Linked DNA regions of Homo sapiens: region 2 is linked to region 1. A link is an interaction called in ENCODE POLR2A ChIA-PET data of the cell type or tissue named here. Cell type or tissue: OCI-LY7. All regions are shown on one strand.

The links. ChIA-PET counts read pairs that join two places held together with the same protein. Peaks named below come from ENCODE experiments on the same cell type or tissue, not always from the same donor. Only the 100,000 strongest peaks of a DNase experiment are listed, where the experiment ranks them.
Region 2: POLR2A ChIA-PET joins it to region 1 with 5 read pairs; 17 of 35 experiments call an interaction of 5 or more read pairs at or near these places.

What each region holds. Positions count from the first base shown.
Region 1 is chr3:50,558,528-50,562,527 of GRCh38, reverse strand. C3orf18 (chromosome 3 open reading frame 18) reads left to right here. Exons shown (of 6, transcript NM_016210.5): 4 at 781-806; 5 at 1,464-1,611; 6 at 2,791-4,000. The coding sequence ends at 2,871. Among named protein-coding and RNA genes, the nearest start is that of C3orf18, 7.2 kb to the left of the region's middle. In OCI-LY7, no CTCF peak of the experiment used is centred here; no DNase peak of the experiment used is centred here.
Region 2 is chr3:50,362,955-50,366,954 of GRCh38, reverse strand. It overlaps CACNA2D2 (calcium voltage-gated channel auxiliary subunit alpha2delta 2), which reads left to right. Exons shown (of 38, transcript NM_006030.4): 29 at 36-124; 30 at 330-377; 31 at 617-688; 32 at 792-944; 33 at 1,093-1,145; 34 at 1,267-1,322; 35 at 1,473-1,599; 36 at 1,771-1,880; 37 at 1,985-2,067; 38 at 2,149-4,000. The coding sequence ends at 2,289. LOC127898564 (CYB561D2-LOC101928965) reads right to left here. Exons shown (of 5, transcript NR_183066.1): 4 at 624-658. It overlaps LOC101928965 (a long non-coding RNA gene), which reads right to left and starts at 1,592. Exons shown (of 4, transcript NR_183065.1): 1 at 1,240-1,592; 2 at 624-658. RefSeq lists enhancers at 1,222-1,805, 1,806-2,387 and a silencer at 1,709-1,958. In OCI-LY7, a CTCF peak has its summit at 1,170; a DNase peak (open chromatin) is centred at 1,614; H3K4me3 peaks cover 1,199 bases.

The DNA of each region.
Region 1 (4,000 bases):
TGCCTCAGCCTCTTGAGTAACTGGGACTACAGGCATGTGCTACCTTACCGGGTCCCTTTACTTTTTGCCTGCATGTGGCTTTGAGCCTGGGAAGAGTTGAGGGGAGGGAATGTGCTGAAGTTTTCCCTTTCTTCTTCAGCCCTGGGGAGCCACAGGCAGGTGCTGAGTGGCTGGAGCTACAGTTAGTATTGGCAGCCCAGCCAATAGGTGGGGCCCACCAGTCCCCAGGCCGGGCCTAACTGTGTGGGCTCCCAGGCTGGAGGGAGCCTCTTGAGTCCCCAGACTCAGTCTGGGCACTGTCTGCAGCTAACAATGTCAAAAGGAGGCATGGGGCCAGTGTGGTGGCTCACGCCTGTAATCCCAGCACTTTGGGAGGCCGAGGCGGGTGGATCACAAGGTCAGGAGTTCAAGACCAGCCTGGCCAACATGGTAAAACCCCATCTCTACTAAAAATACAAAAATTAGCCGGGTGTGGTGGTGCACACCTGTAATCCTAGCTACTCAGGAGGCTTAGGCAGGAGAATCACTTGAACCTTGGAGGCGAAGGTTGCAGTGAGCCGAGATTGTGCCACTGCACTCCAGCCTGGGTGACAGAGCAAGACTCTGTCTCAAAAAAAAAAAAAGAGGCATGAAGGTGAAGGGGGAGTGGTGTATGTGTCATTAGGACGGGGACCCACGGGTCTCTTGTTCATCAGCCTCAGCATGTCCCCATCCAGAAGGGCTGCTGGGTTCCTCAGGGCCTCCTCTCCTTGCCATTTGATGCTGCTCCTTCTCTTGCAGGTTTTGTACATCAGGAAGAAGAAGAGGTAATTCCCCACCCAAACCCAAATCCCACCCAAAACTTGAGGCCATGGGGAGTGCTGGGCTGGGCTCCGAAGGAAGTGGGTGAAAAGCTGATCAGGGAGTCAAGGCCTGTCCTGCCCATTCATGGTTGGGGGTGACCACTTTCCTTTGGGGAGGGTTGAGGGCCCCCCTTGCACAAGGATCTCACACACAGGGCAGGCAGGTGTGAGGATTCTAGATAACTGGGTATAATCCTGGGACTGGGGATGGCAGGGAGGGGGAAGGCTGGGATTACTCCCACCCAACTGCCCAGCCACCCTTGCCCTGCTGCTCTGAGCTGACTGCTACTGGCTCCCCAGTCCCACCTGAGACTCAGACGCTGTGGATTACAGCAAGGCCCTAGCCTAGGTGATCTCTGTGGGGCCCATGGATGACAGCTACTTGGCGTATGGCCTTACCCTGGAGTGGGTAACTGCTGCCTCCCTGGCTACCCATTTAAGGGGTTGAGCTGGTACTATAGGTGCAAAAATGTCTGTCATTTTTTCCCATTTCAAGGGAAACCTTAAGGCCCTAAGCATGGTTGTGTGCTGTGGCTCAGCTAGTCAGGAGGCAGGGCCTGGAGGGCTGCTGGGAGGGGAAGGGCCTGCCCTGTCCCCAGCAGCCTTTGCCCCCATCCCCAGGCTGGAGAAGCTACGCCACCAGCTCATGCCCATGTACAACTTCGACCCCACGGAGGAACAAGATGAGTTGGAGCAGGAGCTGCTGGAGCATGGGCGGGACGCCGCCTCTGTACAGGCTGCTACTTCTGTGCAGGCCATGCAGGGCAAGGTGGGCACTGACCAGGCTCCCCACCCCGCCTGCAGCATCCTCTGTCCTCCACCCTCACCCTCCCTCCTTTCTCATGCAGCTTTCTAGCACCTGCCTTGTGGTCAGATGGCAGGTATTGGGTATACGGCTTTTTCCAGATTTGTTCAGAAAGTGGTCATATTGCTCTGGGGCCACCCACAAACTCACAGCGCAAGGCCAGGCCAAGGCAGTCCTGGGATACAGCCTGGCTCTGCCCCATAGCCTGCTGATCTTGGGAGCCCCACTGGCATCTCTGAGCCTCAGTGTTCTCTTCCACAATTGAAAATCCTAATTCTTGCCCCATGTGCCCCCACGTACTGGTTAGGAAAGTAGGAAAGGACTAATGGGAGAGACTGTTGGCGGCTAGGACCCCAGGTTCCTCTGCTTCCTGAGGGTCCGTGGTCCTGAGTGGGTTGTGGATGGGGTTAGACTCTTGGACAGCGGTACCTCTGAGTAGGCTGGTGGATTCCCAGTGGCTGACAGACCCAGGCATGTGAAGATCTCAGCCAAACTTGCCTCCTGTGTCCAAAGGGATAGGTACCTGTGTGGCCATCCTGTTGTAACCACTGGGCTGCCTGACCACTTGCCACCATTTCCCCAAATCCCCAAGGGCCAGAGCACCATGAGCAGGCCTGGCCTGCCCCTGACTTATCCAGCCTCTTTGCGTCTTCTTGGGCTCAGAAAGAATCCAGGCTGGAAGTCTGAAGACCCTTTGGTTTTGCCACCAGCTCTGCATCACCTGGGTCAAGATATATTGCCCCCTTGGGATATTCAGGAACTCGCACTGAGAACCTTGGTCCACCCAGCCACTGGGACTTCTGGCCACTTGATACTTGTTTCCCATGTTCCTCCTTGTACCAGCCCCTGTGCTAGGGCCTGGGGATACAGAGTCCAGCCCTCTGATCCCCCACTGGGAAAAGGCAGTGCATGCATAATTAAATCAACACAGTAAGTGCCTCCAAGGTGACAGGGCAAGCTGGGGAGGAGTCATCTGAGCCAAGTCATATTTGTAGGCTGAGCTTGCAGGGAGGGCATTCCAGGCAGAAGCCATTGCTAGTGCCAAGCATAAGCAGGCACCAGGAAGTGAGGGTGGAGGTGACCAGGCCAGTGAGTGCATGGCCTTGCCCATGGTCTCTGATGCCCCTGCCTGTCTTCCTGCAGACTACTCTGCCCTCCCAGGGCCCACTGCAGAGACCCAGCCGGCTGGTGTTTACCGATGTGGCCAATGCCATCCATGCGTGAGTGGCCTGGGACAAGCCTGGACTTCTGATAGAGACCCATCACGGTGCCTACAGAGCTCCCCACTCCCTGATTGTCAAGACCTACTCTGAAGATCTTCCCTGCCAAGACACAAGAGGGCTGAGCCAGGTCCTAGCTGTTCTCCAGACCCACCTGCTGACTTTAGACTCTAAGAGAGGGCCCTAGCCAGGCTGGACTTCTGACCACTGACTTCTCCTGACCTGAGGGCCCTGGCACAGAGGGCATCCCTCATGCTGAGAAGGTCAAGAGCCTCTGCTGGCTTCCTCATCCCCTGTCCAGATCCCTCACATCAGGGTCTGCCCCGCTAATGTGGAGGAAATGAGGGAGATACGGAGTGGGAGGGATTGGGGGAGGAAAGGGGAGGTTTCCCTCTGTTAGGGAGAGACCTGTTTTTTGGAATCTGGAGCCTCCTCTGGGGTGGGGAGAGGAAACCACCCAAGTTATAGGGACAGGGTAGGGCAGCATCTGTTATGGGCCCTGAGAAGCCCAGAGATGGAGCTGAAACTGTCCAGTATGCAAGGATGCCAGGAGAAGGGCAATTCACACCCAGGGTCCATCCATACTACGGAGGGTCCAGGAGGTCTCCCAGCCACCCATCCTTGGCAACCAGATGTTACTGGGGCCAAGCTAGGATGGGAGCTGAGGGGGAAGGAAGTAGGGGAATGGAAGTGGAAGGATGCAGCCCCCCCAGACCTGCCGAGAGGCCTCATGCATGTGCATGAGTGTGCCCATGGGCAGACATGTGCCTGTCCCAGCACAGCGGGCAGAATGAGATTGTCCACACTGGCCCCACCCTCCAAGTCGACCTCTACCCCATGGTATGTAGTGGAGCATCAGGGTAGGCTATCTTCTCTGCCTTCAATCTTCAGGGACTGCAGGGAAGAGGGAAGCACGCACAGCACGGTTCCTCTCTCCACTGCATTGTTTCACTGGGCTCACCTGCTTCTGAAAACGGCTCCCTGTCTTGGGCTCTAATGAGGATCTGGGGTTGGGAGAGGCTGTTGGTCTGAGGGCAGTAATCACAGGCTGCAGGCTAGAGGGGGCAGTTATGACTGCCTGAAAGTGGGTGAGGGATTGCACTTCAGAAAAACATCTAAAAAACTTAGTCTAT
Region 2 (4,000 bases), 200 kb after region 1:
AGGTAGCACTGATGGTCCCTTGCTCTCCCCCAAAGTGGTGGGCGTCAAGCTGGACCTAGAGGCTTGGGCTGAGAAGTTCAAGGTGCTAGCCAGCAACCGTACCCACCAAGACCAGCCTCAGAAGGTATTTGGGCAGGGGCGGGGGCAGTAACCCAGCAGTGCCCTTCCTGGAGTCCCCTGGAACCCCCACCAACCCTCCACTCAGTGGCTCCAACACCTACATGGAGGCAGGGCCAGCTGCAGATGGCCTGGGGAACCGGATGTATGAAAGGTGATGGGAGGGAGGAAAACTGGTGGGTGGCTTACGGTCCTCACTCTCTGCCCAGCAGTGCGGCCCCAACAGCCACTGTGAGATGGACTGCGAGGTTAACAATGAGGTGTGTGTGCCCTGAACCTACCCTGGACCCTAGCTTACCCCACTTCCAGACTTCCTAGTCCCAGCCGCGACTCCCAGCACATCCCTTGGCCTGTGGGTCTCAACATCCCCACCCTGACTTCACAGCCTTCCCAGGACTGGGGGAGTGATGCCCCCCAACTCTGAACCACTGGACTGCCTGCGGTGGAAGGTCCGGGGCCCAGCCCCTCTCCATTTTCCTCCCCATTCCCTTCCTCCTAGGACTTACTCTGTGTCCTCATTGATGATGGAGGATTCCTGGTGCTGTCAAACCAGAACCATCAGTGGGACCAGGTGAGGATCAGGAAGAGAGTGAAAGAAGAGAGTAGGGATTTGAGCCTTCTAGGGGTGTAGCACTGCCAGCCCTGTGACCATGGCTTTCTCCTGACATCCTCAGGTGGGCAGGTTCTTCAGTGAGGTGGATGCCAACCTGATGCTGGCACTCTACAATAACTCCTTCTACACCCGCAAGGAGTCCTATGACTATCAGGCAGCCTGTGCCCCTCAGCCCCCTGGCAACCTGGGTGCTGCACCCCGGGGTGTCTTTGTGGTGAGTCCCCAGAGATGCCTGGACTGGAGATGGGGGGGACTGGGAGACCTGCCCACAGATGACCCCCTACCTCTGACATTTGATAAAGCTGGGGGTGACCTAGGGCGAGGGGCAGCAGTGGCAGTCCACGCCCCTCTCTCCACTGCAGCCCACCGTTGCAGATTTCCTTAACCTGGCCTGGTGGACCTCTGCTGCCGCCTGGTGAGTCCTGAGCGGGAGGTGGGTAGAGAAGGTGCTCCCTGGCCGGGAGGGCTCAGAAGAGAAGTAGGGCATGGCATCGTCCTCTGCTGACCACCTGCACTCGGCTCCCCGTGCGCTGCAGGTCCCTGTTCCAGCAGCTTCTCTACGGCCTCATCTACCACAGCTGGTTCCAAGCAGGTAGGTAGGGCTTTGGAGGCGCCTCCTCAAGTCCGGGTCCCCAATCTGAGCTAAGACGACTCCATGGGGAGGGTGGGGTCTACGACTGAGGGAGGCCGGAGACCTTGCCAGGGTCTGTGGGCGGAGCTGAGGCGCTCTGGGCCCTCGCAGACCCCGCGGAGGCCGAGGGGAGCCCCGAGACGCGCGAGAGCAGCTGCGTCATGAAACAGACCCAGTACTACTTCGGCTCGGTAAACGCCTCCTACAACGCCATCATCGACTGCGGAAACTGCTCCAGGTGCTGGCAGTGGGGCGGGACCAGAGGCCAAGGGCGGAACCTGTGAGCGGGGCGAGACGCTCGGGAGGATGGAAGGGGCGGGGCCTCCGAGCGGCCGGGGGCGGGGCCGCAGGATGGGGGTGGGTCAGGGCGGGGCAAACTCAACGCCCCGCCTTTCCGGGCTGCCCGCAGGCTGTTCCACGCGCAGAGACTGACCAACACCAATCTTCTCTTTGTGGTGGCCGAGAAGCCGCTGTGCAGCCAGTGCGAGGCTGGCCGGCTGCTGCAGAAGGAGACGCACTGTATCCTGCCCCCGCCCTCCCCGCCGCCCGCTCCCCCTCTGCCCCGCGCGCCCCCTCCGTGCCGCCGCCGCCGTCCGCCTCCTTGACTCCCCACCCATGCCCAGCGGACGGCCCGGAGCAGTGTGAGCTAGTGCAGAGACCGCGATACCGGAGAGGCCCGCACATCTGCTTCGACTACAACGCGACAGTGAGGAGAGGGGGCGGTGGACCCGAAATCCCGCGGCCTTGCGCCCGCCCAGGCCGACCAGCTCCTTGTCTCTCCCCGCAGGAAGATACCTCAGACTGTGGCCGCGGGGCCTCCTTCCCGCCGTCGCTGGGCGTCCTGGTCTCCCTGCAACTGCTGCTCCTCCTGGGCCTGCCGCCCCGGCCGCAGCCTCAAGTCCTCGTCCACGCCTCTCGCCGCCTCTGAGCACCCTGCCCCACCCCACCTCCACTCCCACCTCACCCGGCCTCTTCGCCTTTCCCACCCTCCTGCCCCACACTCCCCGCCTTAGAGCCTCGTCCCTCCCTCACTGAAGGACCTGAGCTGGCCAGGCCCTGAGAGTCTGGTCTGCGCCTTGGGATGGGGAGTCCCAAAGCGGGACGCCGCAGGTGTTTGGCACCCAAATCACATCTCACCTCCGAACTGTTCAAGTGTCCCCAGACCCTTCTTGCCTGCTGGGCTCCCCCCAGTGGGATGGGACAGGGAGGCCACACGCACTGGTGCCAAAACCAGGCCTCTGCTGCCGCCCTTCCTGGAGGCTGCCTATGTTGGGGGGGACCCTGCCTCAGCTGACCCGGCCTCTCTGCCCCACCCAAGCCCAAACTTGGTTTCTGTGAGAATAGTGGAGGAAGGTGAGATGGCCAGTTTGAAGCCTGTGCCTCCCAGCTTAAATCCTAGCAGGAGAGAGGCTCTGGGGCAGCCCCCATGGGCTCCTGCCCCTTTCAGGCCTACAGCCACATCCCCAAGCCCACCAGGTGTCAGGATAGTCACAGTGATACCAGTTCAGACACTACCCCATATACACCTGGAACATTGAGGATGGAAACTGGACTCACATTCGACATACCCCACTGGGCACACGCACAAACACACACACTATGGGGTGGGGTGGGTGTAGGGGCTTACAAAGCCTTACACAGGGCGAGGGGTTGGTGGGAGGGTTGGCACCTGCACACTCCATCTCCTGCTCACCACCTGCCTCTAATCTGAGCTGCAGCCTGGCTGGTCCTCCCATTTCTAAAGCTGAATGTCAAACAGTGCCAAATGCTGGGGCAGGGGGTGAAGAACCCTCTGTCCCACCCCTAGCCACCAGTGTCCTCCAAGTGCCCCCTCACCTCTCCAGGTGCTCATTGTAACCATTTCTCACTAGTGTCAGGCCCCCAGTGGGACCACATGCCACTGCCTGCACCTTTCGGCAGAGGAACCCCCACCAGACATCACCCTTTGCCTTAGCAGGGGTGACTTTGTCTCTCCTGGCTGGGCCATCCTTCCGCCAATCTGGCCCTTACACACTCAGGCCTGTGCCCACTCCCTATCTCCTTCCCACCCCTACACACACACTCCCTGCTTGCAGGAGGCCAAACTGTCCCTCCCTTGCTGAACACACACACACACACACACACACAGGTGGGGACTGGGCACAGCTCTTCACACCATTCATTCTGGTCATTTCCCCCAAAGGCATCCCAGCCTGGGGGCCAGTGGGGAACTGAGGGCAAGGGGATATAGTGATGGGGCTCAGATGGACTGGGAGGAGGGGGAGGGTGATGCATTAATTAATGGCTTCGTTAATTAATGTCATGTTGCTTGTCGCTTTCTCAGTGTGTGTGTGTGGTCCATGCCCACTGCTGGTGCCAGGGTGGGTGTCCATGTGCACCCGGCCTGGATGCCAGCTGTGTCCTTCGGGGGCGTGCGTGTAACTGTAGTGTAGTCAGGTGCTCAATGGAGAATATAAACATATACAGAAAAATATATATTTTAAGTTTAAAAAACAGAAAAACAGACAAAACAATCCCCATCAGGTAGCTGTCTAACCCCCAGCTGGGTCTAATCCTTCTCATTACCCACCCGACCTGGCTGCCCCTCACCTTGGGCTGGGGGACTGGGGGGCCATTTCCTTTTCTCTGCCCTTTTTTTG